Linked DNA regions of Homo sapiens: regions 1 and 3 are each linked to region 2. A link is a loop called in an ENCODE intact Hi-C map of the cell type or tissue named here. Cell type or tissue: Caco-2. All regions are shown on one strand. Links, peaks and the distances in the headings refer to the core of each region. The heading gives the core; the rest is flanking DNA. Region 1 has its middle 58 kb from the start of REXO2. Region 2 has its middle 85 kb from the start of NXPE2. Region 3 has its middle 23 kb from the start of NNMT.

Region 1 (10,800 bases), core at 1,132-9,131, 270 kb before region 2:
TGACCCAGCCATCCCATTACTGGGTATATACCCAAAGGATTATAAATCATGCTGCTATAAAGACACATGCACACGTGTGTTTATTGAGGCACTAATCACAATAGCAAAGACTTGGAACCAACCCAAATGTCCAACAATGATAGACTGGATTAAGAAAATGTGGCACAGATACACCATGGAATACTATGCAGCCATAAAAAATGAAGAGTTCATGTCCTTTGTAGGGACATGGATGAAGCTGGAAACCATCATTCTGAGCAAACTATTGCAAGGACAAAAAACCAAACACCGCATATTCTCACTCATAGGTGGGAATTGAACAATGAGAACACATGGACACAGGAAGGGGAACATCACGCTCTGGGGACTGTTGTGTGGTCGGGGGAGGGGGGACGGATAGCATTAGGAGATATACCTAATGCTAAATGATGAGTTAATGGGTGCAGCACACCAACATGGCACATGTATACATATGTAACAAACCTGCACATTGTGCACATGTACCCTAAAATTTAAAGTATAATAATAATAAAATAAATAAAATAAAAACATCAACTTTCCATTTTGTTGATATTTTGTATTTTTTGTTTGAATTTTATTTCTGCTCTGATCTTTATTATTTAAGAGCATATTGTTTAATTTTCGTGTATTTGTATAGTTTCCAAAAATCCCTCTTGTTATCGATTTGTAGTTTTATTCCATTGTTTTCAGAAAGATACTTGATATAATTTCAGTTTTAAAAAAGTCTTTAAAGGCTTTTTTGTGGCCTAACATATGGTCCATCCTTGAGAATTATCCAGGTGCTGAGAAGAATGTGTTTTCTGTAGGCATTGGATGAAATGTTCTCTAAATATCTGTTAGGTCAACTTGATCTGTAGTGCAGATTAAGTCCAATGTTTCTTTTTCTTTTTTTTTTTTTTTGACACGGAGTCTTGCTCCATCGCCCAGGCTGGAGTGCAGTGGCACGATCTCGGCTCACTGCAAGCTCCGCGTCCTGGGTTCACGCCATTCTCCTGACTCAGCCTCCCAAGTAGCTGGGACTACAGGCACCCGCCAGCATGCCTGGCTAATTTTTTTGTATTTTTAGTAGAGACGGGGTTTCACAGTGTTAGCCAGGATGGTCTCAATTTCTTGACCTCGTGATCCGCCTGCCTTGGCCTCCCAAAGTGCTGGGATTACAGGCATGAGCCACTGCACCCAGCCTAAGTCCAATGTTTCTTTGTTGATTTTCTGTCTGGATGATCTGTCCAATGCTGAAATTGGGGTGTTAAATTTTCCAATTATTATTGTATTGGAGTTTTTGTTCTCTTTAGCTCTAATAATATTTGTTTTACATATCTGGGTGCTCCAATGTTGAGTACATATATATTCACAATTGTTATATCCTCTTTCTGAATTGACCATTTTATTATTATATAATGCCCTTCTTTGTCTCTTTTTATAGTTTTTGTCTTGAAATCTATTTTATTTGATATAAGTATAGCTACTCCTGCTATACTTAAAAACTTTTTTGGTTTCCATTAGCATGAAATGTCTTTTTCCATCCCTGTATTTTCAGTCTATGTATGTCTTATGGTGAAGTATGTTTCTTGTAGGCAACAGATTATTTTGTCTTTTTGTTTTTATCCTTTCAGCCACTCTGTTACTTTTGATTGAAGAGTTTAGTTCATTTACATTCAATGTTATTATTGATAAGCAAGGGCTTACTCCTGCCATTTTGTTATTTGTTTTCTGGTTACTTTCTGGTCTTCTCTTCCTTCTTTCCCGTCTTCATGTCTTCCTTTTAGTGAAGGTGATTTTCTCAGGTGGTATGTTTTAACTTCTTGCTTTTTATTTTGTGTAACTGTTGTATGTTTTTTGATTTGTTACTGTGAGGTTTTCAAATAATATCTTATAACCCATCATTTTGAACCGATGACAACTTAACACTGATTGTGCAAACAACAAAATAACAAGCCAAGAGTAAACTAATGTGAACACTACACTTTATCTTCTTGCTTTTTAACTTTTTGTTTTTATTTATACTGTATACTATGTCTTGAAAAGTTGTAGTTATTATTTTTTATTTGTTCATCATTTAGTCTTTCTACTCATGATATAGTTTATACACTACAATTACGGTGTTATAATATTCTGTATTTTTCTGTGTTTTTACTATTATTAATGAATACCTTCACATGATTTTATATTGCTCATTTACCCCCTTTTTTTTCCAGACTGAAGAACTCCCTTTATCATTTCTTATAGAAAAGGTCTGGTATTGATGAAATCCTTCAGCTTTTGTTTGGGAAAGTCTTAGTTTCTCCTTCATATTTGAAGGATTTTTTTGCTGGATATACTATTCTATGGTAAAAGTTTTTTCCTTCAGCACTGAATATGTTATGCCACTCACTCTTGGCCTGTAAGGTTTCCACTGAGAAGTCTGCTGCCAGACATATTAGAGCTCCATAATATGTTACTTGTTTCTTTTCTCTTGCTGCTTTTAGGATCATTTTTAAATCCTTGACCTTTGGGGGTTTGATTATTAAATGCGTTGAGGTCGTCTTCTTTGGATTAAATCTGCGTGATATCTTATATCCTTTTTGTACTTGAATATTGATATATTCCCTAGGTTTGGGAAGTTCTTTGTTGTTATCTCTTTGAATAAACTTTCTACCCCTATCTCGTTATCCACCTCCTCTTTAAGGCTAATACCTCTTAGATTTGCTCTTTTGAGACTCTAGATGTTGTAGGCTTACTTTCTTCTTTTTTATTCTTTTTTTTCTTTTGTCTCCCTGGCTGTGTATTTTCAAATAGCCTGTATTCAAACTCACTAATTCTTTCTTCTCCTTGATCATTTTGCTACTAAGAGACTATGATGCATTCTTCAATAGACCAATTGCCTTTTTCAGCTTCAGAATTTCTGCTAGATTCTTTTTAATTATTTCAATCTCTTTGTTCAATGTATCTGATATGATTCTGACTTTCTTCTCTGTTATCCTGGATTTTGTTGAGCTTCCTTAAAACAGCTGTTTTGAATTCTCTGTCTGAAAGGTCGCGTATCTCTTCCTCTCTGGGATTTGTTACTGGTGTATTTAGTTTATTTAGGAAGTTAATGTTTTCCTGAATGTTCTTGACGCATGTGGATGTTCTTCAGTGTCTGGGCATTGAAGAGTTAGGTATTTATTGTAGTCTTCATGGTCTGGGCTTGTGTGCACCTGTCCTTCTTGGGAAGGCTTTCCAGGTGCTCGGAGGGACTTGTGTGTTGTGATGTAAGTCTTTGGTCACTGCAACCATACTGGCTTTAGGGCACACCCTAAACCCAGTAATACTGTGGCTCTTGCAGACTCAGAGGTACCACCTTGGTGGTTTTGGGTGAGATCTGGGAGAATTCTCTGGATTGCCAGGCAGACATTTTTGTTCTCTTCCTTTACTTTCACCCAAGCGAACAAAAGTCTCTGTCTTTATGCTGAGTTGCCTGGAGCTGGGGGAGGAGTGACACAAGCACCTCTGTGGCCACCACCAGTGGGACGGTGCTGGATCAGACCTGAAACCAGCACAGCACTGGGTCTCACCCAAGGCCTGCAGTGACCACTGCCTGGCTACTGCCTATGTTCGCTCAAGGTTCAAGAGCTTCTACAGTCAGCAGGTGGGAAATCCAGCCAGGCTTACGTCCTTCCTCACAGGGCAGTGAGTTCTCTCTGGCTGCTGGTGGGTCCAGAGATGCCATTCAGGGGCCCGGGCCTATAGTTGAGAACCTTAGTGCTCTGTTCTACTGTGGCTGAACTGGACCCAAACCACAAGACAAAAGTTTTCTCCACTCTTTCCTCAAGCAGAAGGGTCTCTCCTCATGGCCGCCCCTACCCCAGGAGCCCACTTGGTGCTCTGCCCCACTGTAACCAAGTTGGTACCCAAGCTGCAAAACAAAGTCCCCTTTACTCTTCCTTCTTTCCTCAAGCAGAAGCAGTATCTTCCTATAGCCACCACAGCTGAGAATGTGCTGGGTCACACCTGCAGCCAGCATGGCTCTGAGTCTCACCCAAGGCCTGAAGTGAGTACTGCCTGACTACTATTAGCTTATTCAGGGCCTAAGGGCTCTTTAGTTAGTAGACGATGAATTTCACCAGGACTAGGTCTTTCACTTTAACGCAAGGGGTTCCCTTATTCCCCAGGGTGTGTTTAGAAATGTCTGGGAGCTGGGATCTGGACTGGGGGCTGTAGGATTCTGCCTGGTGCCCTATCCTACTGTGGCTCATCTGGTTTCCAAGTTGCAAGACAAAGTCCTCTTTACTTGTCTCTGTCCTCTCCTTGAGCGCAGGAAATAAGTCTCTCCTGGAGCTGCAAGCTGCACTGCTTGGGGTTGGGAGACAGATGACACAAGCACTCTCCTGGCCATAGCAGCTGGTATCTCACTTGGTCATGTGCACCCCAAGTCAGCTGACTCCAAGCCCAGCATAGCACCAGGACTTGCCCAGGAGTTGCAATCCCTTTGGCCTAGATTGCCTTTCAAATTAATTTAGGACCCCACCCCAGAGCTTTTTAGCCCATGGTGGTGGGTCTTGCTGGAACTCAGGTCCTTATTTCTGGGATGGACAACTTGCCTCTCATTAGGGCTGGTCTAAATGCTCCCTCTGTGGGTGCCAGCTGAGTTCTGTCCCATGTTGCTTTCCAGGGCAGGACTTAGTTTCAATGCTATGTCCCACAATCACTGTGCTCTCCCTTCCCAAGTGCACAGATTTTCCCTCTATGCCATGCCACTGCTGCTGGGGAAGGGGTGGCATAGGCAATTCAAGACTGTCTTTCCTACCCTCTTCAGTTTCTCTTTCCTTAATATGATGTTAAAACCAGGTACTGTGATATCCCTCATCTGATTTTTGGTTCTTTAGGTTCTTTATTGTATGGATAGTTGTTCAATTTGTTGTTTCTGCAGTGGGGAGGATCACAGGAGGCTTCCATTTGGCCATTTGGTTCCACCTCCTCAACATTTTGTTTTGTTTTGTTTTTTAATCATAGAAGTAGTTGTTATATATAATTGGTTCTGATTCTTGATTTTCTATCCCTATTACAATACCCAATTACTCTAATATGCGTGTCTTTATAGTACATTTTGATAGTCACCTGCTGTGTAATGTTTTGATGAACAACAGACCACATATATGATGGTGGTCTCTTAAGATTATAATGGAGCTGAAAAATTCCTATTGCCTAGTGATGTAGTAGCTGTCGTAACATTGTAGTGTAATGTTACTTACGTCTTTGTGCTGATGCTGGTGTAAACAAACCTGTGCTACCAGTCATATAAAAGTATAACATACACAATTATGTATAGTACATTATTGATAATGATAATAAACGATTATGTTACTGGTTTATGTATTTACTATATGATACTTTTTATTGTTATTTCAGAGTGTACTTTTTCTACTTATTAAAACAGCCTCAGGCAGGTCCTGCAGGAGGTATTCCAGAAGAGGGCGTTGTTATTATAGGAGATGACCCCCCCATGTTACTGCTGCTGTGCACCTCACTGTCAGACAGGATGTGAAGGTGGAAGACAGTGATATTGATGATCCTGACCCTGTGTAGGCCTAGAGTAATGTGTGTGTTTGTGTCTTAATTTTTAGCAAAATTTAAAAAGAAAAATAATTTAAAATTAGAAGAAAGCTTATAAAGATATAAAGAAAAAAGTGTTTTCGTACAGCAAGTGCAAATGTTTATAAACTTTATAATAGTGTGTATAATGTCCTAGGCCTTCGCATTTACTCACCACTCACTGACTCAGTCAGAGCAACTTCCAGTCCTGCAAGCTCCATTTATGGTAAGTACCCTATACAGGTGTACCATTGTTTATCTTTTATACTATATTTTAACCGTACTTTTTCTATGTTTAGATATGTTTAAATACACAAATATTTATCATTGTGTTACAGTTGCCTACAGTATTCAATACGATAAATGCTGTACAGGTTTGTAGCCTAGGAGCAATAGGCAATATCATATAGCCTAGGTGTGTGGTAGGCTATGCCATCTAGGTTTGTGTAAGAACACTCTTGTACAACAACAACATTGCTTGATGCATTTCTCAGAATATATCCTTGTTATTAAGCAATGCATAACTGTATTTGGTAAAATACAGAGATATTCCACATATTTTATTATGCTATTAAGCATCGTTTAAAATAATTTATGTCAGTTATAACTTGTTTATTCTTTCACATGAACATTGAAATCATTGAGTTTACTTCTTAAGCATTTCATTGGTATCTTCATTTAAATTGCCTTATGTTTATGTTATAAAACATACTAATAAACAGGTTTTCTTTTTTGGGCCTCAGTGAAGTTTGGTAGTTTTCATTATATAAGATGTTTTGCATTTCTTGTTAGGATGTTTCTTATGTATTGCATGTTTCTGATTATTGTTAAAGATGGAACTTTTTTCCTGTTAAATTTCTTAAGTGATTACTGTTGAGATCTATGTATATCTATTTTCTGTATCGATGTCAATATCTATATCTATATTGCTGATTTTTGTATCTTCTTAAACTAATTATCTTACTGACTTCTACTAGTACATTTTCATTTTGTTTACTCTGGTTTTTCCGTATAGAGAAGAATCACTTGAAAATAGAGACACATTTATCCCCATTTAACAATAATTTATTGTATATTTTAAAATAACTGAACAAATGGAATTGGAATGTTTCTAACACAAAAAAATGATAAATACTTGAGGTGATAGAGATCCCAATTATCCTGATTTGATCATTAGACATTGTATGCTTGTATCAGTATATCACATGTACTACATAAATGTGTGTAACTATTATGTATCTGTAATAATTAATAAAAAACCATCAATTAAAAAATTATTGTCCTTCATTACATTGGCTATAACTTACAGAAAAATGCAAAAGAGTAATGAGCACACTGCTCTTCTTCCTGAATTTAATGAGAGTGCACTCTGTATTTTATCATTAACCATAATATTGGCTATCAATATGCAATAACTATTCTCTATTAGATTAAGGAAGTTTTCTTCTATTTTCAGGCAGCTTTTGTATTTATTTTAATATTGCTTTCATTTTAATTATTTTTAATCTTTGCAATTATTGAAATAATTATTTTTAATCTTCAGAGGTATTGATGTGACTAATTAATTGACTGGTGTTTTTAACATGCTAGTGGATTAGCATGTTATTTATATTAATAGTGAGATTAGTTTGTGATTTCCTTTTTTGTGCTGTATTTATGTGTGGGCTTTGGTATTAGAGTATTGGTGGTTTGAGAAAATGAATTGGAAGTGTGCCATCTTTTTCTCTGCTCTGGAACAATTTAAATTGCATGTTAATTGTCTTTCCTTGAAGCTTCAATAGGACTCACTTGTAAAATTGTCTGGATATGATACAGCTTTTGGAGTTATTTCTTAGGCAAAAATTTCAACTTCTCCCATGGTTATTGATATCCAGATGAACTGTTTTCTCAAGTCATTTAAGTTTATGTGTTTTTAGAAAATCACACGTCTCATCCTTATTTTCAGGATTTTTAGCTTAGATTACTGTGTTTAAATTTCTTACACCATTATAACATACTTCTATATCTGTGAATAAAGCCTAATTCTTGCTTTTAATGTTTTGAATGTGTTTTCTGTTGTTTAAATCTGCAAGAGGCTTGTCCATTTTATTGATATTTGCAAAGACATTAGCTCTTGGATGTATTTATCAAATCTATTTTTATTTTCTAATAATTTCTCTTGATCTCTTAGGTTTTTCTCATCTTGTTTTTTGCCATTTTTAAAATTCATTTTCATTTTCTATTTTTAAAAATGAATATATTTAAGGCTATAAAATTTCTTCTGAAAATATTTGTCTCCATATCAATTTTGATTTGTAGATTTTGCTGCATTTATAGATTTAATAGCCTGTAACTGCATTTTTAAGCTTTTGTAACAAGTATAATTTACAAGCAAGAAAATACGTATCTTAAGGGTACAATTAGATGAATTTTTTAATGAAGTAAAATTTATACAGAGTGAAATGCACATATGTTAATTGTGCAGTTTGGTGAGTTTTGACAAATACGTATGTCTGTGTAACCAACACACCACCCAAGACACAGAACGCTTTCACTACCCCAAATGTTCTCTCATGTCACCTTCCAGTCAGTTCCAACTCCTCATGGACAATTGCTGCTGATTTCTGTCCCTACTGATTCATTTCATTGATTGTTGGGCTTTGTGTATATGAAATCTTACAGTATGTGCTCTTTTGTGTCTGGCTTCTTTCCCTCAGCAAAGTGATTTTGAGGTTAATCCATTGTGTTGCTTATATCAGCAGTTCATTCTTTTTTTTTTTTAATTGCTGAGTAGCATTCCATGGTATGACTATACCACAATTTGTTATCCTGTCTCTAGATGAACTTTTGGGTTGTTTCCAGTTTTTTGGCTATTATGCATAAAGTTGCTATAGGAATTCCTTTAAAAATCTTTCTGTGGACATGTTTTTATTTTTTGGGGGTGCATATTTAGTGGAATTTCTGGGCCAAGGGGTATGGTTAATTTTATCAGAAACTGACAAACTGTTTTCTAGTCTTTGTACCATATATATATTCCATACAGAAATGCATGAGACTTCCAGTTATTCCACATCAGTATTAATAATTGATATTGTCAGTCTTTTAAGTTTTAGCAACTTTATTGGGTACAAAGTAGCATATCATGTGTTTTTAATTTGTATTTGCTTGATGGATAATGATATTGAACATCTTTTTGCGTACTTATTGGCCATTCATATACTTTTGTATGATGAAAGGTTAGTTCAGTCCTTTTGTTCAGACAACCCATTAAAAAAATGGGTTGTCTGTTTTCTTTGTTATTTGAGTTGTAAGTGTTCTCCACATATTCTGGATATAAGTTGTCAGATTTACGTATTGTAATATTTTCTTCTAGTCTGTGATTTATCTTTTTTACAGTGTCTTTTGAAGAATAGAAGATCTTAGTTTTAATGCAGTTCATTTTTATCACTTTTTCTTCTATGGTTATTGCTTTTTGTGTTTTACTTAAGAAATCCTTACTTACCTAAATATTGTAAATTTGTTTTCTTCTTGCAGCTTTATAGTTTTGTGCTTGATCCCATCATTCATCCCAAATTAATTTTTATATTTGGTATGAAGTGGTATGAATTGGTATGAAGGAGAGGTCAGGGTTCATTATTTTTTCTCCCATTTGGATATCCAGTTGTTCCAACACCATTTGTAGAAAAGACTGTCCATTCCTTATGGAATTATTTTGGTGACTTTGTTGAAAATCAGTTGAGTGTGTTTTGTGGGTCTTTTTCTGGACTTTCTATTCTGTTTCTATACTTGCAGTTTGAAGCTTCTGTATTTGATACTCTCTTTGACCCCTGAATTATTTAGGAATATGCTGACATCTTTAACGACAACTCTAACTTATGACACAGAAAACCATTATTTTAGGGCCATGTCAGCAATGACGCCAAATAGTTATTCACCTGGGTAGGAATGTCCATCCTTTAAAGTAGTTCTGAAACCTAGCAGTATACTTGGGGAGTTTTTTTAAAACAATGCAGATTTTGGAACGCCACCCCAGACCTAATTTTCACTGTAGAAACTGGATAGTTTCTGTTTTTAGAAAGCTCTTCCAGGTGATTCTGAGACATCCAGTCAATTTGGAAGCCATTGCTCTAAGCACTACCCCTTACAGCAAAAAGCTGTTACTCTCTAAGCCCTCAGTGGATTCAAAGCTTTTCATTATTTCAGTGTACAGAATCAACCCTCAAGAAAGGGGAAGAGATAATTAGCCTGTTTTTCTCTCAAGCATTGAAATCACCACAAATCTCAGGTTATCTTTGAATGACCTTTTGACTTGAGAGAATATAATATTTATGGTTATTGTAGTATATTTAAGGTATTTTACAAGTTACAAAAACCATTGAATTCTGAATGACTGTTCTGCTGTTCAAATATAGTGACTTAAAAATTCATGGAGGAATCTTTGGGACTATGAAAGTCAGTGTCTTACTTATTTCAGGGCTAATGGATCAGAAAAGCTCCAAGAAGGCCAAGAGAGCTGTCAAATGAAGTGCACTGTAGCTCAAGATCAGAGAGAAGGGCTTTGGAGGTAAGAAGGGCTTTGGAAGAGACTTAGTATCTCAACGTATCAGTGAGAACATTAGAATGAATGCTGGTACTTTTTCCTGAGACAGAGAACAATAAAAGAAGTCCAGGGTTTGGCTGGAAAGAACATGAACTTGATGTGGGACATTTTGCTTTGGGAAATCTCTGTGCTGTCAAAAGTAGGTGCCAAGTAGTCCCTTGTGAAAAATCTTCTTTCACATTATTTGTCTAAGACAGTGTTTCCTAACCATTGCACTATTGACATTTTGGGCTGAAAAACTCTTTGTTGTGGGAAGCTGTCTTGTGCATTGTAACACGTTTAGCAGCATCTCTGGTCTCTACCCACTAAATGCCAGTTAGCACTCCTCCTAACTGTGACACATACAAGTGTCACATACTTGACACATACAAGAAATATGTGACCATTTTATATCTCTTGGGTGTTCTGTACTGTGCCTAGGTGTAGATTTACTTCTCTTTATGCTGCCTGGGACTCATTGGGAGTCTTAATCTAAGTATTCACATATTTCTTCTAGAAAATTCTTAATTATCTTTTCAAATTCTTCACTCCCCCCACAAAAGGCTCATTCTAGACTTTCTCATTATATACTTCATGTCTCTAGCCTTATTTTTATATTTCCATCCTCTTTGCACTATATTCTGAGTAATTTATTCAGGTCTATCTTCAGT
Region 2 (10,800 bases), core at 1,701-9,700:
GTGAGTGAAACCAAAGGAGAAATATGCAGAAAAGAGCTGCTTTTCTGTTGCATCTCCAGTTGTATTGTTTGGTCTTCATGGGGAAGAGTGGCAAATGGGATACTCATTTTATCTTGAAAAATAGTTGGGGTTCTTAGACTAGAACTCTATGGAAGGTGTCAGAGATGAGATAAAACAAATATTCACATTCAGGAGCAGTGGCATTTAATAAAGTGATTAAGCAGTGACATTAAATGAGTTCTCAGGCCATTTTTAAGTGATTAATGTGGGTGGTTGGAGGCCAGGATTTATTGGGGAGGAAATATAGGGCTGTTTTTATTTATTAAAAATAGCAAGTAATGGTGATAAAAATTTCATGGGAAGTTTTGTTTGATTGCCTTTGGCATTAACTGGAATTGACTATTTTAATAGCCTTTTCCTCCCAGCCTCCACAGGTGTAGAAAGAGTGAATTCTATGGAGAAATGGAAATATTTGTGAGCAGATTCTGGGTTGGTGCTGGAGTTGTTCACAGACACTATGACTTCTTCTCCGTCCACTAACCTGTCCCATTTCCTAGGTGAATTTCACTGACCCAGGAGTATTGTTTCCTCACGCTAGAAGAGTATTGCCTCTAGATAGCATGGAAAGGAGGGACAATGGAGTGGAATGACCCTTTTGGAAAGCAATATTGTATTATCTGGCCTAGCTTCCTACCTAAAGAAGGATTTGCAACTCAGCTTCTCTTCAAATGTTCATTCGCTTCTCCTTTAACATTGGGACTGGGAAATTGGAATATTTACATTTTTCTCGAGCAAAAAGCAGGATACATTCTTTGACAAATATGAGTGAACTCATTGAGATATGTTGATAGACTAGTTTGATCACAGGAGGAGACTGGGATATATGGCGATTTTTCACAAAGAGCAGAGAGCATTTGTCACACCTAAGTTCTAGTCCTAATTCTGTCACTGATGAATGGTCAAGAGCTTGGGCTTTGGAGATCTGGGCTAGAATCAGAGGAGAATCAGAGGAGAAAACTTAATTCAGCACCCTTCACTTGCATAGATTCCTTCTAAGGCTCTGAGAGGGACCCTAGCAGTGTGTGTACATAATCATATAGTTTAGTAAAATATATATTTATGTAATATATTTTCATATTTGTATTTATTTACATATTTATATTTTATATATAATTTATATTTTCTATATATATTTTCTATATACATAAATATATAACACATTTAATATTTTTAAAATATAAACGTATATAAATTTATATATTTTTACTATATGTGTACATATAAAAACGGCAATTAGTAAGACTGAAGGCTCTTTCTACCCCCAATTTTACCCCAATTTCTGTTTTAATCATCCAAAGAAACACATGTGCATGTGCTCACATCCTACACTCACACCCACACTCCACAGCACACACACACGTGCGCAAACACACACGCACATGCGTACACATGCGCACACACACACACTCTCTCTCTGTCTCTTTCTCTCTCTCTCTCCTTTTTAATTGTCAGCTAGGATTCCAGCTGATTGCTCAATTTCACCCACACAGAAGTCTTGGGCTGTTGCCACTCCAGCCAGTTAACCCACGGAGGTCCTCGGAGCCTCCTTTAGGGCTCAGGAGCACAGACTTCAGACCCAGGCCATCTAGGTTTGAAATCTGTCTCTACCACCTTCTACTGTGAGCCCGTGGGGAAGCTGTTTCATGTCTCTGTACCTCAGTCTCTTATCTGTAAAATGGGGATAATAATAATATTCACCTCTGGGGTGTTGTGAAGATGAAATGAATTGACACATAAAAGACACATAAAATAAACCATGGTAAGATTTATTACATCCTTTTAACTAACACCTTGTAAATGCTCATTGAGTGTTAGCTATTATTATTCTCCTTATTGCGTCAGTTTCTGCTGGAGTGTCAGAGATTGTATGTATCTTAAACTTTCTCCCAGTTATGTAGTATTTGTTTAATTAAACTATACGCTATAAAATGAGGAAAATTAGAATACCGAATAAGTTTTTCATAGAGTAAACTGTATTACATTTTAAAATCCTTTAGTCCTTTAGAGATTATGTTCTAATTTTTATATTTTATGTAATTTTGTCAGTGGTAGATAGTAATTTATCTTTAATTGCTTTATTTGTCAATGTACAAAAAAGATCTTGCCTTAAGAAAATTGTTTTTATTAGTTCATGAAATCCAAAATCCTAGGAATCACTGGTCCAGAAGATTTTAATTCTCCTTTCAATTCTCAAGTTCTGTGGACAAAAGTATTTTTCTAAGGGTCACTGCTTCAACAAGGTACTTGGGGTCTGGGGTCTATGCTTAACACAACCTTGCATGCATCTTCTTTTAACACCCTTGATTTTTTTTTTCATGGCGCTTCTAAATGCAGATGGAGAAAGACAACTCAGGCCTTTTTTCTCTGCACTCATTAGCATTGGGTGCTATGGTCTGAAGGTTTGTGTCTCCCTGCACATTCACATATTGAAACCTAATCGTCAATGTGATGGTGTTAGGAGGTGGCACTGTTGGGAGGTGATTTGGTCATGAGGGCAGAGCCCTCATAAATGGGATTAGTGCCCTTATCAAAGAGACCTTAGAGACCTTGCTGGCCTCTTTCACCACCAGAGGACACAGCAAAAGGGAACCATTGTCTATGAGGAACAGGCCTTCACCAGGTAAGAATATGTCGGTGCCCCAATCCTAGACTTCCCAGCTTCCAGAACCGGGAGAAATAAATTTCTGTTGTTTGTAAGCCATCTAGCCTATGATATTTTGTTATAGCCACCTGAATGGATTAAAACTTAGGGTTACAGGTAAAACAACAACAACAGCAAAAACTTATATATGAAGCTGCAGGGATTTTCCGCACTGCTCTGCCCACTGGTGTTAAGAGGGCAAATAAAGGAATTCAGAAGCTCCTTAAGTATTTATCCAAGACAAAGGGAGAGTCTGTGGACAGGGAAGAATCCAAAGTGCCTGTGAACAGCAAGGTGTTCAGTTCCAACAAAGGATTCTTGGCACCAGCACCTTCCTCCTGTCCCTCATATGTGAAAAGAGACTTTTCCCACTCCTTCTCCAAATGTAAAAAGAGAGCTGTTTAATAATCAAGACCATTTTAAGGCCAGGGACAATCAATTAATAACAACTCTTCCCTGAAATTTCAACCCCCCAAACACACATTTTAATCAAAAGAACAGCTTTCCACATCCCTCCTCTAATAGATCCTGGCCTCCATCCACCCACATTAATCACTCCAAGATGGCCTGAGAACTTATTTATTGTCACTGCCTAATCACTTTATTAAATGTCATTGCTTCTGATTATGAAGATGTGTTTTGTTTCTCATCCCCACCCATCTGTCTGAGGGGTCTGATTTGAAGGACACCTATTTTCTTGTCAAGTGCAGTTAGGGACTCCTACGGTGCATTGTCTTTGCATCCACACTAAGATCCCAGATACTTTGAAATGGAATGCATTTCTGCAAATGTGCTTTATTATCACAGAAGTCCTCAGAAAGGAGGCAAACTCAGCTCCTGACACCTACTGCCTTTCCTGCCTTTCTAGGTAGAGGTTGAAAATATGAAAACTAAGCTATTTGCAAACCAACATTTTGGGAAAGCAGGCAATTTTGTGGCCTTTATTAGGAGAGCAGTACGTTCAGCTATGAACTGAAAGAGAAAGCAATCCGTTATTTTCATAACTACCAGAACAAGAACCTACGATGGTGTTTTATTATTTGTCCACTGAGCCTGACATCCAGGGCACCCCACGATTCAGTCTGATGCAGACTTCCCAGCATCACACCCATGACTTCACTAGGGAAGCCTGTGTAAGTTAGAGGCAGGCCCTGGTTGTGATTTTCCAGCATGCTAAATGTCTTCATCCTTGCCCTTTTCCTTGTCCCTAGCCAAGCCTCTTTTTTTTTTTTTTTTTTTTTTTGAGACGGAGTCTCGCTCTGTCGCCCAGGCCGGACTGCGGACGGCAGTGGCGCAATCTCGGCTCACTACAAGCTCCGCCTCCCGGGTTCACGCCATTCTCCTGCCTCAGCCTCCCGAGTAGCTGGGACTACAGGCGCCCGCCACCGCGCCCGGCTAATTTTTTTGTATTTTTAGTAGAGACGGGGTTTCACCTTGTTAGCCAGGATGGTCTCGATCTCCTGACCTCATGATCCACCCGCCTCGGCCTCCCAAAGTGCTGGGATTACAGGCGTGAGCCACCGCGCCCGGCCGCCAAGCCTCTTTATGCTAAACTATTCACTTATTTAACTGAAAACTGATTTATTAAGTTTTTACATGTGCTGAGCTTTGGGGAATGGTAATGCATAAGATAAGGCCCGTGCCTTCAAGGTACTTAAGATCTCATGTGTGAAGACTAACGTGTAAACTCAGAAGTAAATGGACATTCCAGAGGGGGAAATACCTGCTCAGAGGGCATGGTAGCATAAAGGATGGAGTAGCCAGGTCTGTTTGGGGGCTCTGGAGGGAAAGGGCTTATAGAAGAGGTGACTCTTGAGGAAGATGAGCAGGTGCTTTCCAGGTGGATGGGGAGGAGGTTGCATGAGATGGGCCTGGGTTGGGAAGTGGCATGGGGTACCTATGCATGCTTGTCCCGGGGCTTGTCAGTGTAATGTGTGATGTGAGTGTGTATGTGTGTGTGGGAGTGTGCATGCGCAGGTTAGAACATGTTGTGTCTTTCACAGCCTGATATTTAGGAACATCCGTGCACATATCCGAGACAGTCTGTGAGGCAATGAGGCTTATTTAACATTCACTGTGGGACAAATAAGAGAAAATTAAAAGAGCAATTTTAGTAGGGAATAATTGTTTTCCATACACCATAATTACAACTGCTTGTAAATGCTGCTATCATAAACGAATCTGCTGTTTAGAGTTCTCCTAAATTCTCTTGGTAATGAACAGACGCTGAAGGAAAGGGACTTCAGCACTCCAGATGGGGAAGTTGGGCTTGCACTGACCCCTGGCGTCTGCCTTCCGCAGAGGCTTCTCCCTGCTGGCACATGACTAGAGAGCAGGCTGGGAAGATTCCCTGGACACCTTTGAAACAGAAGCCAGTCTTTAAATCTCAGCCTTCTCAGGCCTTCTGAGGTCATTTCCCAATATTTGTTTTCTATGATATTTCTCCTCTGCCTCAACAAATGGCACATTCAGAAGCTGCCAGTCAGAAACCCCACTGTCATTTGAGGTGCTTCCTTCCCTTCCCCTCCATTCTCACACCCCCAAGCCAGTGTCCATCAGTCACTGAGGCCTATTCATCGTGACTTCAACATCTACTGCTTGAAATTAGGACAACGTCATGGCTCTGGGATGCCACACCAGCCTCCTGACTGGTTTTCCTGCTTCAAATTTGTTGTCACTGGGGACATTCTACTTTTAGTTCACTACATTTATTCCTCAACTAGCCTTTGATATGCTGGGATTGCTGTTAATTGCTTCTATTAAGTAGCTTCATAAACTTGTCTGTGTCATATGGGCAATCTTCTATAAAATAAAATTATGGGGCAAGAATAGTGCTTTTCTATCTTTTTACTAGAAAGACTTCTACTATTTGTTCCCTCAGCACCCTGTCCTTTCCCCTTGTTTTGAAAAAATCCCTCTTCTAACAAACTCACTGATTAAAGTAAAATTAATTTTTTGTTCTTTTTTTCATAGAAGATACATTTAACTGCTAATTGGAGTATTTGGTTAGAGGATAACTGCTGTTATCATAAGGAGTTAATATAATTCTAGCCAAAAGCAAAACAAAACACCCTGATGTTTTATCTAGCCTGTGCAGCCTTATCATCAATAAATCTACACTTCCATTAGCTATTTTGAAATACTGAGAATAGCACATGACCTCACATTATAACTTTCAGATCCCCATGATATAAAGGGATCAACTGAAATAAATGATCACAAAAGTCACATCTGGCTCTGAGATTCTAGGTGTCTCAAGCATTCATATCTTAAATTCCCCTTAGCATTTCTAGAGTGAACCTAGCCCATTCCTCTTTAATTGCACCTGGTCCATAAATAAATATTCCATCACCAGTGCCAGCTCTAATTAATTAAAGTTGGGAGGAGTTGACCATGCTACTTGCAAATTGAGCATGTATGTGTAGAGAACTTAGAACAAATTAATTTCACATTGATTTAATGATTGATTATTTAATGCATGGTAATTAAACATTTTTGGTAGGGTATGAAGAGTCTAATTAGCATTACTTTTTACATTGCCAAATCATATTTCTAATTTTTCTTTATCAGTCCATTAACATCTGAAAAGTGTCATTTTTTCGTTTGATGCTATGCACCATTCATCTTGCTTTTCATCATCAACGTCATCATCACCACCATGTCATATTTACCAGTAATCTCAGGGAAAGGTCCCTGCTCTCCAAGCAAGTAGGTCACTTTATACCTAGTAACTCCTGTTTCCTCATGGTGCAAATATAGCTCATTAGAATCAGGCTACTCGAACTCTTCCCACCCTACCTTACTGCTTTCCTTCTTTACATATATGTATCAAATGCATCATGTGATCCTTGCTGAGATCATAAATGGGGGTTTGGGGATAGCTAGATGTAAATTTAAGGACAGTTGGGAATATTTTAATATAGAACTGTATGCAAGATAAAGTTATTGTGTTAATATTAAATTATTTGGGCATGATAGTAGTATTACAGTTCTAAAGGAAAGAGTCTTTGTTCTTAAAGATACATGCTGAAATTCTCAGAGTGAATTGACATGATGTCTGTTACTTACTTTCAAATAGTTTTCTTTAAAAAAAAAAAAAAGGAAAGAGAGGCTTCTGTGTGTGCGCCTCTACATACATTACATAAAGAAAGATAAAGCAAATGTGGCAAAATGTTACCAACTGATGAGTCTGGGTGAGGAGTCTATAGGTGGTCATTACACTAGTTTCTACACTTTTCTGTAGGTTTGAAAGTTTTCAGAACACATGTTGAGAAAAGTATGTTTTGAATCACTTGGATGTTACTCAGTTTTTATTTCATACCTCTTCTTTCCTTAAAACCCCAATCCCTCCCTTCTATACTAACCTCAGGAGGCAACTTTCTCCTTGTATTCAGTCAGGATGGGCTAAGTTATGATGCAATAACAATCTGAAAATATCAGTAACTTAAACCATCAAAAGTTTCTATCTCACTCATGCTACGTGGCCATTTCAGATCAGTGGGAGTTTAAAGCCATCTTTGTGAACATCTAATGTACCTCGTTCTCACCTCATAAAAGCTTTGTGTCTGAGTGGACTTTTTTCCATTATTTTCAAAGAAAGAGGTTTCTTTTCTCTCATTTAAAGATAACTGCTTCACGTGAACTCTGGACCCCTGCTCCTTCTGGGATTTTTCTTCCACAAGGTGTACCTCATTCCTCCATCTTTTACAACTTCAGCCTCCTTCTCTCCATGTGTTCCAATCTCTGTATCTCAGAAAGTCCTATCTTTGATCCTATTATAACTCCTAATTTCCTCTCTTCCTGTTTCCTGGTGAACTCTTTAAGCTGATGGCCTTTGCTAATGTCTCCACCTCTGACATCCCAATCTCATTTTTCATACAAGCTGACATTTGTTTCCAACAAATACAGACATACTTTTTTTATGGCACTTCACTTCATTGCACTTTGCAGATATTGTGTTTTTTACAAAATAAAAATTTGTGTCAATACTGTGTGTAGCAAGTCTACAGGTGCCATTTTTCCAACAGCACGTGCTCACTCCAAGTTTCTGTGTTGATATTTTTCAGCAATGAAGTATTTTTCAACTAAGATACATACATTTCTTAGATATAATGCTGTTGCACATTTAATAGACTACAGTATGGTATAAACATAACTTTTGTATATACTGGGAAACCAAAAAAAAGTGTAAGTTGCTTTATTGTGATTTTTTTGTTTTATTGGGATGGTCTGGAACAAAATCCACAATATCTCTGAGGTATACCTACAACCATTTTAGCTCTCCACTCCATTATCCTTGATCTCTGCAGTATGGCACTATTGATCATTCCCTCACTCTTGATATTCATTCCTACTTTCATCTGTGTATACCTGATTTGGGGGGTTCTCCTCCTATCCTCTGAGATTACACTTTATCTGTCTTCCTTAATGCTTTGTTTCTCTCCTGCCTTCTTACTTGTGAGGATTCTCCAAGGACTTTTCTTTAGTGCTTCTCCTTGGGCCTCTCTGCCCAATTCTTCTGAGAGCTGACTGTCACCTACAGTACATCTCTCCAGCCCTGGCCTTGTCCTTGCTATTTTAACCTCACCATCACCACTGCTTATATGATTTTCCTGTTTGAGTGACTGGCCATCACCTCCAATGAACTCATTCAAACTTAAAATCATCACACTTCCTTTTTCCAAACACTTCATGTTTCTCCCTCAATACACCATGTTTCTTCCAGTTTCCTAGACTGATAGAATCTTATCGGATCTTCTGATATTTTATTCTTCTTCATTCCCCATTTTCATTTCTAATATTCCAAGGCTCTATGATTTTCCCTCAAATGAACCCTTTCCTTGTTCATCTTGCAATGCAGGCTGTTATGAACATAGCTTAGATCACAGAGAGCTCTGACTTGGGCTTTGTACTTCCTGTTCTTGATTCCCTCCAAGCTGCCCTTCCACCTGCTATAAATCAAAACTTCTTCCATGACAATCCCCTATTAGGAACCAGCTGACGGAAGCATCATAGCTAGACTCCCTAGCTTTGAATATAATTTGGCTTCATCCAACTACTCACTGACTCTACATCTACAGCCTTCCAGGTAAGCCATCCTAGTTTAATTCCAGCCTCTTTCTCTAGAAATGCTCTAATTCTTCTATTCTGGCTTTTTTCTTCCTCTTCACTCCTCTCCTTGCTTTATTCCCACACTTTCCCTTTTTCCTTCATTATTTTTCCCCAAGTTTTTCTTCCCTCTCCCTTCTCTGTTCCTTCTTTCCCCTTCATTCTTCTTGTCCTCTTTTCCTCTTTTTTTTCCTGCATTTCTTTAGCCTTTAAGACTTTATTCAGTTCCTACCTTCTCCATGAAAGTGCCTCTCAGTGTTCAGGTTCATGCTGAAGTTTTCCTCATCTCACTGTGACTAGAGTCAGTCTCAAACAGTCTGCTAGTGAATTATTTAATATATGTTATTCTTTTCTTTCCAATTAACTCATGATCTCTTTGAAGTGCTACATGGAAACTACTACAGTGCTGGGCACATGACTTTGGTCAGCAGAAACTTAGGAGTTGATTAGTTGATTTCTCCAAGATCTAATGAAAATTTTTAGTTGTGTTTTTTATTCTCTTACCCCAGGAAGAATTACACCTTGAAATTTCTGAAAAAAAAAATATTTTTTCCTCTTTAATTCCATATGGAGTAATTTGGTCCCAGAAAGAGCAGCTGGTGATATTAAAGTTCCAGGCCAACCCATTCCCTTGGAACATCTACATCTATATTATGACACAGTTAACTTATCCTATACTATAGAAATTGTTACATTGTTTTTATGCCTTTTCATACTTGCCATTCCCATAATTTCCATCTTTGCCTTTATACTTTATGAATAATAGCACTTTATAAATAATAGTGCTTTCATTTACATTAGCTCATTTAATCCCCTGCACAATTATTTTAGGGCTGATGATATCACTAGATTGATATTATCGTTATCCTGCAAAACTGACAGTGGAGCTCAAAGAACTTCCATTGGCTCAAGATCATACAAAAAAGAACTCAATCCTATTTTGTTTTTGTTAAATTGATTCAAAGCCCTTTGCTCCTTCCATCACTTGAAGTCCATTCTGATCCACATGCCCTTTCCCTGGGCTTGCAGTTTCCATTCGCCAAATAATTTATTGCATGGCAGTGTAATCCTTAATTTACAAATATGTCTATCCAATAGCAAAACTGTGAGTTTACTGAGAGTGGAGACCAGATTTTATTTTTTATTTTCAATGAATAGCAAATGACATGTTTAGTGAATGCCTGAATTAAGACATCAGTGAATAAATGAATGGGAGAGGATTATGACTTGTCCTGTCCACCTCATAGAGAACTTAGCACAGACTCCACACAGATGCTATGCTCTCCATGGTACATTGTACATGATTGTAAGAAAATCTAAAACTCCCTTTCTCTTAAATCTCCTTACCTATCCCCTTCTCCAATGTCCTCAAAAGCACACATTCCACTGATGTCTATGATGTAGTGTAGTGGTTACAGCTTAGACAGACTTGGGTTTACATCTTTCTTCTGCTGATTATTAGCTATCTGACGGGCTGTGAATAATCTCCTAAGCTTCAATGTTCTCATCTGTAAAGTGGACATAATAATAGTAAAAAATGATGGAGTGGTGAGAATTCAATGCCATAATTTATTTGAAGTCCCTAGCAAAGAACCTGGAACATTTAAGTCTTTAATCCATCTTGAGTTAATTTTTGTATAAGGTGTAAGGAAGGGGTCCAGTTTCAGTTTTCTGCATATGGCTAGCCAGTTTTCCCAACACCATTTATTAAATAGGGAATCCTTTCCCCATTTCTTGTTTTTGTCAGGTTTGTCAAAGATCCGATGGTTGTAGATATGTGGTGTTATTTCTGAGGCCTCTGTACTGTTCCATTGGTCTATATATCTGTTTTGGTACCAGTACCATGCTGTTTTGGTTACTGTGGCCTTGTAGTATAGTTTGAAGTCAGGTAGCAAGATGCCTCCAGCTTTGTTCTTTTTGTTTAGGATTGTCTTGGCTATACAGCTCTTGTTTGGTTCCATATGAAATTTAAAGTAGTTTTTTTCTAATTC
Region 3 (10,800 bases), core at 1,154-9,153, 440 kb before region 2:
TATTATTATACGCATCATCGTTAATATTAGTTGCCAAAGCAGCTGAGAAAAGATGGCTTATTCTCCAATCAGGAGAGAGGATTCCTGTTCTCGGCTACAGGCACTGGACTCTTTACTGGCATTGCCTTTGAGAGAGGCTGTGATACAACTCAGTTTCTATACCACATGCTGCCAATTCCTTTTTGATTTAAGAAATCTCTAGCAAACATTTAGCACTCTCCAAGCATCTTTCTTTCATGCACCAGGCACAAGAATGAAAATGAAATCCCAGTGTCAGCTGACTCAACAGCCCTCATCTTCATAGTCCCAGAAACACCCTAAGTGCTCCCAGGTCCTTCCAAGGGCAGTAGTGTACCTGCACCAGCAGTCCCTACCCAGAATCTCCCTGTTGAGGCTCTCCTGCTCAGGCTGTGATGCTGGGGCCCCTGAGCCCAGCCTGAGGATGCTGGAAAGGGACCAATATGCCCTCTTTTGAGAAGGATACTGCCCATGCCTAACACTCTGCTTTAGATGCCTCAGAGCCATCCTGGTTTCCTCCCAGAGTGGTAAGAAACACTTTTCATTTATTCCAGGGATTGGTAAACTTTTCCTGTCAAGGCCCAGATAGCAAATATTTCTGGCTTTGTGGGTTATACAGTCTTAATTGCAGCTACTCAACTCTGCAGTTGTAGCAGAAGCAGCTATAGACAGTATGTAACAAATGTGCGTGTTTGTGTTCCAATAAAACTTTATTTATAAAAACAGATGGATGGATAGATTAGGCCCAAGGGTTGTAGTTTGTAGACCCCTGATCTAGACCCTTAAGTAGCCTTGTTTGTGCCTGAAGTTTACAGATGATCCCCAACTTATTTTTATTTTATTTTTTTGAGATGGAGTCTCTCTCTGGAGCCCAGGTTGGAGTACAGTGGCAAGATCTTGGCTCACTGCAACCTCCACATTCCGGGTTCAAGTAATTCTCCCGCCTCAGCTTCCTGAGTAGCTGGGATTACAGGCGTGTGCCACCATGCCCAGCTAATTTTTGTATTTTGTATGTTAGCCATGTTGGCAAGGCTGGCCTCAACCTCCTGACCTCAAGTGATCTGCCCACCTCAGCCTCCCAAAGTGCTGGGATTACAGGAGTGAGCCACCATGCCCGAACCCCAACTTATGTTTGACTTACAATGTTTGGACTTTATGATGGTGCAAATGTTATATGCATTCAGTAGAAACTGTACTTCAAATTTTGAATTTTGATCTTTTATTTTTATTGTTACAAAATTGGCTTTGTGTTTGATGATGTTGCCCAGTTTTTGGCTAATGAAAGAGTTCTGAGCATATTTAAGGTAGGCTAGGCTAAACTATGATGTTTGATACATTAGGTGCATTAAATTTATTTTGGACTTATGATATTCTCAACTTATGATGGGTTATTGGGCTGTTACCTCATCATCTGCCGAGGACCATCTGTATACATTTTCTTGTGAACAGTCTGGTCAGTTTCTTCTTATAGGAGCTCAAGGCAAGTCCAAGGGGCTGGACAAAAAATAGGCAGAATATGGTTTCTTCTGTGCTCCATCCCTGCTGTAGCACTCTCTTTCTTGCTCAATCTCCCAATCAAAACTCCTCCTTCCAAATGGCATGAACCCAGGAGGCAGAGCTTGCAGTGAGCCGAGATCGCACCACAACACTCCAGCCTGGGCTTGGGTGACAAAGCGAGACTCCATCTCAAAAAAAAAACAAAACAAAAAAAAAGAAACTCCTCCTTCCTCCCCTAGTTTGAAGCATTCAATAAATACAAACAGAAAATCAGAAAACAAGGGTGGTGGGGGATGGCAGATGAAGTGTTACCTACACTAATATTTCTCAAACTGCAAGTTGCCATTCATCAATGTATCATAAAATCAATTTGGTGCACCAAATCCACATTTTAAAAATGAATAGAGAATAAACTAGAAAACAGAATCTCAGATATTAGCACTGCATGTGGTATATTATTTTGGGAAATTTCGTTTCCATTTTACAGACATCTGTCTATCTGCACACATGTGCATATTTGTTACTGGATCATGATATAACATGCATTTGTTACTCTAGTTTGTGATTTTTAAAACGTTTGAAAGCCACTGGGCTGTTCTTTGGGCTCTGGGACTCTGCTCTGATAACCAACATTTTTCTTTCCCACGGAGATGAAAGACATAGCCCCTGTTCTTAAAGAACTGCAAGTCATGGGGAGAAATCGACATGCAAACAGTTAAGACACAGCAAGACAAGGGCTCTGAGATGTGTAAGCACAGGGTGCTAAGGGGGAGGATGGGAAGAAAGGTGGCATTTGCTCTGGGCCTTGCAGACTGAATAGGGGTGTGTTTGGCAACCGAGAGGAAAAGGGCAGTCTAGGGAACAACGTGTACGAAGACATGAAATGACTCCTCCTCCTGGTAGCAGCCTCCTCACAGGTCTGTTCTCCGACGGAAGCCGGGACCTAAGTAAATATTTGGCTTCTGGTTTTTCATTTGCTTTCCTTGAAATCAAACAGACCGACCAAGTCATGAGCAAACAAGGACTAGGGTCATTCTGGTCCTAACTTGTAAATCTCTTTGACCGCTGACCCAGCTCCGGTTTTTTAAGGTCCTACTTTCTGGGGAAATGTTCAACAGTCTCACTTTAAGCAAACCTTTGTGATGCAGGAAGCTGCAAGTCTCTCTGTAACATCCTGGGGAGAGAGTGGGGAGAAGAAAGCTATTAAAAAGGTCGTTAACCCATTTGGTGTCATGCAGCTCAGTCTTCGTGATTCCCATCATCTGGCTGTCAAAAGTAATAAAAGATGTCCATGGTACAACTTACTAGGCTGAGCTTTAAAAGCTATAACTGCCCCCTCTAATTTTAGTCTCAGCCAACTCGGAGAATACGAGGCAACCAATAAATCTTATGGAGGCTCAGAGAACATGGAACAAACATAGGACTAAGGGACAGAAAACATGTGTGAATCTTAGCTTGATCACTTGATTGTTGTAAGAGCATCATTCCAGCTTTCTCAGGCTTGGGACCCTTCTGGAAAACAGGGATAATCATCATTTCTCAGGACTGCACTGAGATCAAGTGAGGTACCTGTGAAGGCATTTTGTAACCTGTTAAGTGACAAATATTAGATAACTCTGATAGTATTAACCCATTCTAGGACAGCCATTAAGCCACATGTTGCTGCATTCATGAACAGTTCCTTAGTAAGAAAATAAATCATTCTACCAAAAAGACATATGCACCCACATGTTCATCACAGCACTACTCACAGTAGCAAGAGATGGAATCCAGTAGGCACCTATCAATGGTGGATCGGATAAAGGAAATGTGGTACATTTATACCATGGAATACTATATGGCCATAAAAAATGAAATCATGTCCTTTGCACCAACATGGATGCAGCTGGAGGTCATTCTCCTCAGTGCAGTAGCCAGAAACAGAAAGCCAAATACCACATGTTCTCATGTATAAGTAGAAGCTAAACATGGGGTCAACATGGACACAAAGATGGGAACAATAGACAGTGGGGACTACAAAAGGGGGGACGAGGGAGAGGGGCAAAGGTTGAAAAACTACCTATTGTACTGTGATCACTACCCGGGTGATGGGTTCAATCACACCCCAAACCTCAGCATCACACGATATATCCATTTAAAAAGCCTGCACATATATCCCCTGAATCTAAAATTAAAATTGAAAGAAAAAAAAATCTTAACACTGAAAAAACTTTCTTAATGAACTGAGTATGGCCTTCAAAACCTGTCTTGCATATGCTTTCTATGCAAGTCAGCACCATAGGCACCTTGAATCCAGAGCCTTCTTCATAGTTGCTTATTCATTCAGAAGATGTTTCTTGCATCCCTGTTATGTGCTAGGCATTGGGCCTGAGATGAGGATCCTACAGTGAAGATGACGCAGTCTCTGGCCTCGTGGGACTTATTTTCCTGCAAGGAAGACCAGAAAGAAATGCACTCTGACACAGCCTGAGCAGAAATGCTAGATTTTTTTTTTGGTACTCAAGTCAGCTAGGCAGGACCTTTTGCCCACCCAAATGAGACAAACCAGGCCCTTCTTACAGCTGTACCTTCTCATGTATAGATCAGCTTCACTCAAAAAAAAATGTTGAGCTAGGATTATGTGTTTAAGGAACATTATCACAAAGAAAAACACCATTGTGAGTAAAGTCACTGAAGCTTTCTGTTTCATATCTTCCAATGAAAGCAGGGATTTAAACTTTCTGAGTCTAGCCCTCTCGTCTCCCTTGCTGGCCAGTTTCACACTGAAAGGAGATGCTTTCCTTGGCCTTTCAAACGCTTTCCTTGGCCCTCTGAGCGCCAGCAGAGGGTGCACGTGGCTCTTGTTGAAGCCCTTCATTCCTGAATTTGACCATTTACACATGAAGGAATTTAAATTGAGTTAAACCTTCCCAAACAAGACGCTTCTCTGCAGTGTCTCCTTTTTCACAGTCTACTTATGAGGCTGCTAGGAAAAGAGAAAGAGGAATTCAGCATATTTTTCTTTAACAAAAAATATGGATAATTATTTTTATGGATACACACATTTAAAAATTTCCCTTTTAGGTCTATACACAAAATGCAAATTTTAATAAACTGTAAAGAGGATCTTGGCCAGAATAGCATGAGAAATGATAACTATTAGATTATGCAGTTAACTCACCATCACCTTCTATTTGCTGTTTATTCAAAGAAGAGAAAGAAGGTTTTTGTGCTTTTTCAAACCCTAGTTTTTTAATATTTAGAAAATGAAGAAGTCTTTCTATGGCTGTGGTTGCCGGCCAAACCTCTATGCTTATCACTTTAATTTGTACTTTAATAGTGTCTGATGAATTCAGGGGAAGGGTTGAGGTTGAATTTCAAACTCTCAACAACTAATTGTGAGTTATTATTGCCTTTGTTTGGACTTCAATATTGAAAGCCAGGAAGTAGTTTCTTTCCTGGTAGGTTATTGTCTCTCTTCCTTTCAGAGAAAAGCTTTTGAATGTTTAAACAGAAGAGGAGTTAAAGAATTGTAAACACCAGTTAGGCTGCTCTTCAGAAAGATCTGTAATAGCGACCAGGTGCAGTGGCTCACCCGTGTAATCCCAGCACTTTGGGAGGCCGTGGTGGGTGGATCATTTGAGGTCAGGTGTTGGAGACCAGCCTGACCAACATGGTGAAACCCTGTCTCTACTAAAAATACAAAAAAATTAGCTGGGCGTGGTGGTGCATGCCTGTTATCCCAGCTACTTGGGAGGCTGAGGCAGGAAAACTGCTTGAACCCAGGAGATGGAGGTTGCAGCGAGCCAAGATCACACCACTGTACTCCAGCCTGGGAGACAGAGCAAGACTCTGTCTCAAAAGGAAAAAAAAAAAAAGCATCAGTAATAACAACTCACTTTGAAGCCTTCCACCTAAGCGACTGGTATTTTTCTTAAGAGCAGGTATGTAAACACTTCATTTGCATGAGGAGGAGAAAGAGGTTTCTAGAAAGGGGAGGGTAAGCAGTTAGTTTATTGCTCCTTTACCTCTCAAGGGTCCATTTCTGGCCCCTTCTCACTGCTGTCTAATATTTGTTAAATGCTATAGAAATCCCAGTCGTTGGTCAGGCACAGTGGCTCAGCACTTTGGGAAGCCATGGCAGGAGGATCACTTGAATCCAGGAGTTCGAGACCAGCCTGGGCAACAGAGCAAGAACCCGTCTCTACAAAAATATTTAAAAAAAAAAAAAAAGAAAGAAACCTCATTTGTTTAATATGACCTTTGCCCTTGCAGAATTTATAATCTTGCTTGTGAGTTAACATTTACAAAATTACCAATCAAATCCTTTTATTTTAGAGGTGAAGATATGGAGACTCTAAGGGGGCAAGGAGCTTTGCCTTTCTGTGCCTTAGTCTACTGTAAATTGAAAAGTTGAATTACATATCTGTGAAGTCCAGTGTTTTATGATTTATGAATTAGAGAACAATGCTTGTTAAAATAGAGTTCTAACTAAAGGACCACTTGGGTTAATCCCATCCTTTAAGATTCAAGTGAAATTGGCTCAAACCCCGTCCTTCATACAGCCCATAATTTCCTCTCGTCTTGCAGGGAACTGTCGGGGGCAGTGATTTGTATTTCTCCTGGTGACCCCTGGAGTGGACCTTCCACTCGGTCTGTGTTCCAGTGTGTGAATCACTCACTCCTAGCATGGGCTGATTCTTCTCTGCAGCACATGACCCCTAACCAGACCCATCCTGATCCCTTCATTTGCTAAAATTCCCCTGGCCCTCAAATATATAAGTAGCAGCCTTTGCTAAAGCCTCAAGACAACAGAAGGGGTTCATGCTTAGGACCCTATCAACTTAAAATACTTGGCATCCTTGCTGTTAATCTCATGGGGAATTTCTCAGTGACTCAACTTCTTCAGTTGACCCTGGCCATGTTGCTCTGGCATCTGTCCTCCCTTCTCTGGTCCCCAGCCCACTCCTCTTGGGCTGTTTGCCTCCCCTCCTGAATTCCTGTACTGATCTCTTATTTCACTTGCTTCTTCAAGTCGAGACCACACCCCTGGGGCTTCACTTCCTTGAAGCCTTCAAGGTGTTTTCTTTGAAAGGAACTTAAGTGCCCGTATTTAAAATTAGAAATTTCTCCCCCTTTACCTAATCAAGGGCTCGGGCTCTGAGCTTGCTAGCCTCCAAGGCAAAGAGGAGAAGTATCGGTTACAAGCTTCACTGTTCATCAGTGCAAAACAATGCTGTTCAATGCAAGCACGACTTTCCCCTGAAAACTCACTCACAGTTCATGATGATAGGGGCATAGTGTGTGTATCACTCTCTCCTACCTGCCTCTACTGTGCTGTACCTGGCTTCGCTCAGTTACTGATTGTAACTTCATGTTTCCCAAGTCTGAATCCTTTAGAAGAGCATTATGAAATCCTGTATGCAAAAAGCATTTATTGAGTGCCAGAAATGAGTCCGACTGTTATATAGAGAGGAACCCAAGACAGATGTGGTCCCTGACTTCCTGGAGCCCACAGTTAAGATGGGCCCAGATAAGCTCTAATATGGAATGCCACGTAGATGCAAAAACACAGGAGAGTCGAGTCTAGTCATGAAAGGTTGGCAAAGGTGTCCTGGAGGAGGCGGTGTCTAAAATGAATAAGATTTATCTGAGAAAAAGGGAAGAAAGCAAGTTCTAGACAGAGAGAAGAGCATGTACGGGAATGCCCAGCGGTGAGAGGGATGGTACACAGGATTGGTGACCCTCATAGATGCTGCGGTGCTACACCTGGGCCCCCTTCTCCAGGTCAGCACACCCAGCCCCCAGCTGCTCCAAGTGGAGTGTTGCTGCTCACAGCTCACAGCTCACAGCTGCTCCTTCTCAGGAGAACTGCTCTTAGCTAATCAGAGCCACCTCCTCAATAAATGTACTCAATACATGTTTTTTTGCATGCAGGATTTCACAGTGCTCTTCTAAAGGATTTAAACTTGAAAAACATCAAGTAACAGTCAGTAATTGAGCAAAGCCAAGTACAGCAGAGTAGAGGCAGGTAGGTGAGAGTGATAGACACAGTAAGTTACAGGCACCGTCCCCTCCCTCACCCATAGCCATGACTGACTGATAGGGGGATTCAAAAGCCTTGTCCCCCTCCTGCACTGGGGGACATTCATCAATGCAGTTTCTGTTTCTGCACCTCTTCCCTTGTGGATCGGGCCAAGATTGGACTTTTCCTGAGACCACATCCCTGATTGGCTCCTTCTCCCTCTCTAACCAGTTCTCCCTAAAGAGCACTCCCTCAATGAATTACATGTTCCCAAATCCCTATCTTGGACTCTGGAGCAGCTGTGAGCTGTGAGCTGTGAGTAGCAACACTCCACTTGGAACCCTGGCTGAGACAATGACAAAGGAAAAAAGTTGAGATTGAAGTTTGGACCCATGCACTAGGTCCAAATTTGAGCCCCAACCATGAACAGGTTAAGGCTTTACTAACTTAAATTACGACCATTTTCAGTGAAAATTCTTACGTGATGCATCCATTTAAATTGGATTATTAGGAATACAGTAAATTAAACTTAACTCTGACTTACTCCAGCCTCCTAAATTGTAAATAAGGACTCCAAGGCCCAATAAATCATGACATTCAGGTAAAACCTCAGTCTCTTTACAAAGAGGGAATAGTAATCCATGTTCTCTCTGCTTTATCAGTGTACAGCTAGCATAAAACGTTCCCCAAGAGACGACTGGGCACGGTGCCACATGCCTGTAGTCCCAGAAGTTTGGGAGGCTGAAGCAGGAGGATCGCTTGAGCCCAAGAGTTTGAAACCAGCCCAGGCTGTTAACAGGGTGCGACCCCATCTCTAAGAAAAAGAGAGAGAGAGAGGATCTAATGTTCTTTGACCTTCTGGGATATGAGGACAGAAATGCCCTGAATCACAACTTCCAAAATTCCAAATTCTGGAAATGCAAACTCCTCATACCAAGTAAAAATAGTCCACTCTCTGGTGCTGATTCACTCTCTTATGAGTCTGACTTGCATAAGTGAGTAACCAGACCAGCCACAGATGTAATAAAAAGTCATGTTTCTTAACCTACAAGACCAGACGCTGAAATAAGACACTGATGTTTTCTGAGACTTAACCTGCACTAGTCAAATGTTTTCATCCCTCTCTTTAATTTCCTAGAGATCAGGGTAAATGACCTCCCATAGCGGGGCATGATGGGAGCTGGAACTTGAAGGGTGACTAGAAATAACTCCAGTAAGACCCACTGGGAGGCAAAGAAGCAGAACGCCTCCCCACAAATGCAAGGTGCTTTTTAGTTCCTTGCTCCCAGGCAGTAAGTATAATCCATGAATTAAAGATAATTAGTGTCCTTTTAGAAAATGCAACTGTAATTGTAGACATTTAAGTGTACTTTGTGCATTTGAGAAGAATTGATTGTTTCACAGTTCAAAAAAGACCCTGCTGGCTGGAGGGCAAACTCAGCACCCTTAGCAACTTTATAATCATTAGAAGAGTGGGGCTCGAGGAAACCTGGATCTCAGGGAACAGTACAGTCCCCATAGTGGAGAATGGAACATTTAACCTTTAACATAATGGAAAACCCCACTAATTCCTAGGCTAGGGGAGCTAAATTCCCAATTCTCCCGAGGTGAACTTGTTTGTTTCCCTCTGTTTGGGCTCAGAGGCACCTACTAAGTGTCAGGCACTAAGTACTAGGGAGAGAAACAGTAAATTGGACACACGTGGTTCCTGCCCTTTCCAAGTTTATGGTCGATTGCCAAGTGCTAGGGACTGTTTGTGTCCCTCCAAATTCATATATATTCATAAATTCATAACCCTATTACCTCCCAAAGTCTCCCCTTCTAGTCCCCAGTGTGATGGTATTAGGGGGTGGGGACTTTGGGAGGTAACTGGGTTATGAAGGTGGGGCCCACATAAATGCGATTAGTGCTCTTACAGAAGGAGACACAGGAGCTTGCTCTTGTGCTCAGCTCTGTGCCATGTGAGGACATATGGGGAAGAGGGTCATCTGCAAACCAGGAAGAGGACTTTCGACAGGCACCAGATCTGCTGGGACCTTGATCTCAGACTTCCCAGGCTCCAGAACTCTAAGAAATAACTCTGTGGTTTAAACCACACAGTCTATGGTGTTATATTAGAGCAGCTGGAACTGACTACCACAGCAAAGATGGACAATAAAATCAAGCAAAACAATTCAGTATGAAAAGGGTCATATAGAAACACATGTAGGTATGATTTCCTGGAGAAAGCGAGTTTCAAGCTGAGAACTAGAGGATGAAGAATTAGCAAGGTGCATGTTGCAGGTAAGGGTTGGGAGAGGGGGATCTATATTCCAGACAAAATGCAACAAAGACTTGGGGACAAGAGAGAGCATGGCTCATTTGAAGACACGAAGGAAGTTCCATGTGGCTGGTCTACAGAGGCTAGTGAGGAGATGACTGGCTACAGGTGGACTAAAGAGAGAAACAAAAGCTGAGTGAGAAAGACTGAAGCTGTTTGTACTTAATTCCAAGCACAATGAAAGGCCCTTGAAGGTGGTTAAGGAGAGATGTAACAAATTCTGGCCTTGAGAAACAGAGACCTCTATTGTCCTTCAATAGTTTCAGGGAGGGAACACATAGCTTCTTTGGGTTGCTTATTCTAACGGTTAACTGAAAGAAAATGTTTTTTAAAAAACATTTTTTTAAACTTTTATTTTAGGTTCAGTGGTATATGTGCAGGTTTGTTATTTAGGTAAACCCATGTCATAGGGATTTGTTGTACAGATTATTTCATCACCTTAGTAATAAGCCTGGTACCCAATAGTTATTTTTTCTGATGTGCAGGTTTATTATTTAGGTAAACTCATGTCACAAGGATTTGTTGTGCAGATTATTTTGTTACCCAAGTACTAAGCCTAGTACTAAATAGTTATTTTTTTCTGGCCAGGTACGGTGGCTTATGCCTGTAATCCCAGCACTTTGGGAGGCTGAGGCAGGTGGGTCACTTGAGGTCAAGAGTTTGAGACCAGCCTGACCAACATGGTGAAACCCTGTCTCTAGTAAAAATACAAAAATTAGTTCTGTGTGGTGGCGCATGCCTGTAATTCCAGCTAATTGGGAGGCTGAGGCAGGAGAATCTCTTGAACCCGGGAGGCGGAGGTTGCAGTGAGCTGAAATCGCTCCATTGCACTCAGCCTGGGTGACAAGAGCAAAACTTGGTCTCTAAAGAAAAAAAAAGTTATTTTTTCTGATCCTCTCCCTCCTCCCACCCTCCACCTTCAAGTAGGCCCCAGTGTGTGTTGTTCCTCTCATTGTGTCCA

Evidence for each region. Peaks named below come from ENCODE experiments on the same cell type or tissue, not always from the same donor. Only the 100,000 strongest peaks of a DNase experiment are listed, where the experiment ranks them.
Region 1: it touches region 2 in a loop (25-fold over the local background); 2 of 110 quality-filtered maps call a loop at or near these places.
Region 3: a loop joins it to region 2, with 16 times the contacts of the local background. A loop is called at or near these places in 2 of 110 quality-filtered maps.

The regions. Positions count from the first base shown.
Region 1 is chr11:114,491,636-114,502,435 of GRCh38, forward strand. It overlaps a transcript of NXPE2 not described here. Among named protein-coding and RNA genes, the nearest start is that of REXO2, 58 kb to the left of the region's middle. In Caco-2, for the core only: a CTCF peak has its summit at 5,445 (motif pointing right); a DNase peak (open chromatin) is centred at 4,396.
Region 2 is chr11:114,757,641-114,768,440 of GRCh38, forward strand. It overlaps a transcript of NXPE2 not described here. Among named protein-coding and RNA genes, the nearest start is that of NXPE2, 85 kb to the left of the region's middle. In Caco-2, for the core only: a CTCF peak has its summit at 4,992 (motif pointing left); a DNase peak (open chromatin) is centred at 4,981; H3K27me3 peaks cover 134 bases.
Region 3 is chr11:114,313,595-114,324,394 of GRCh38, forward strand. No RefSeq gene overlaps it. Among named protein-coding and RNA genes, the nearest start is that of NNMT, 23 kb to the left of the region's middle. In Caco-2, for the core only: a CTCF peak has its summit at 4,284; DNase peaks (open chromatin) are centred at 2,467 and 4,327.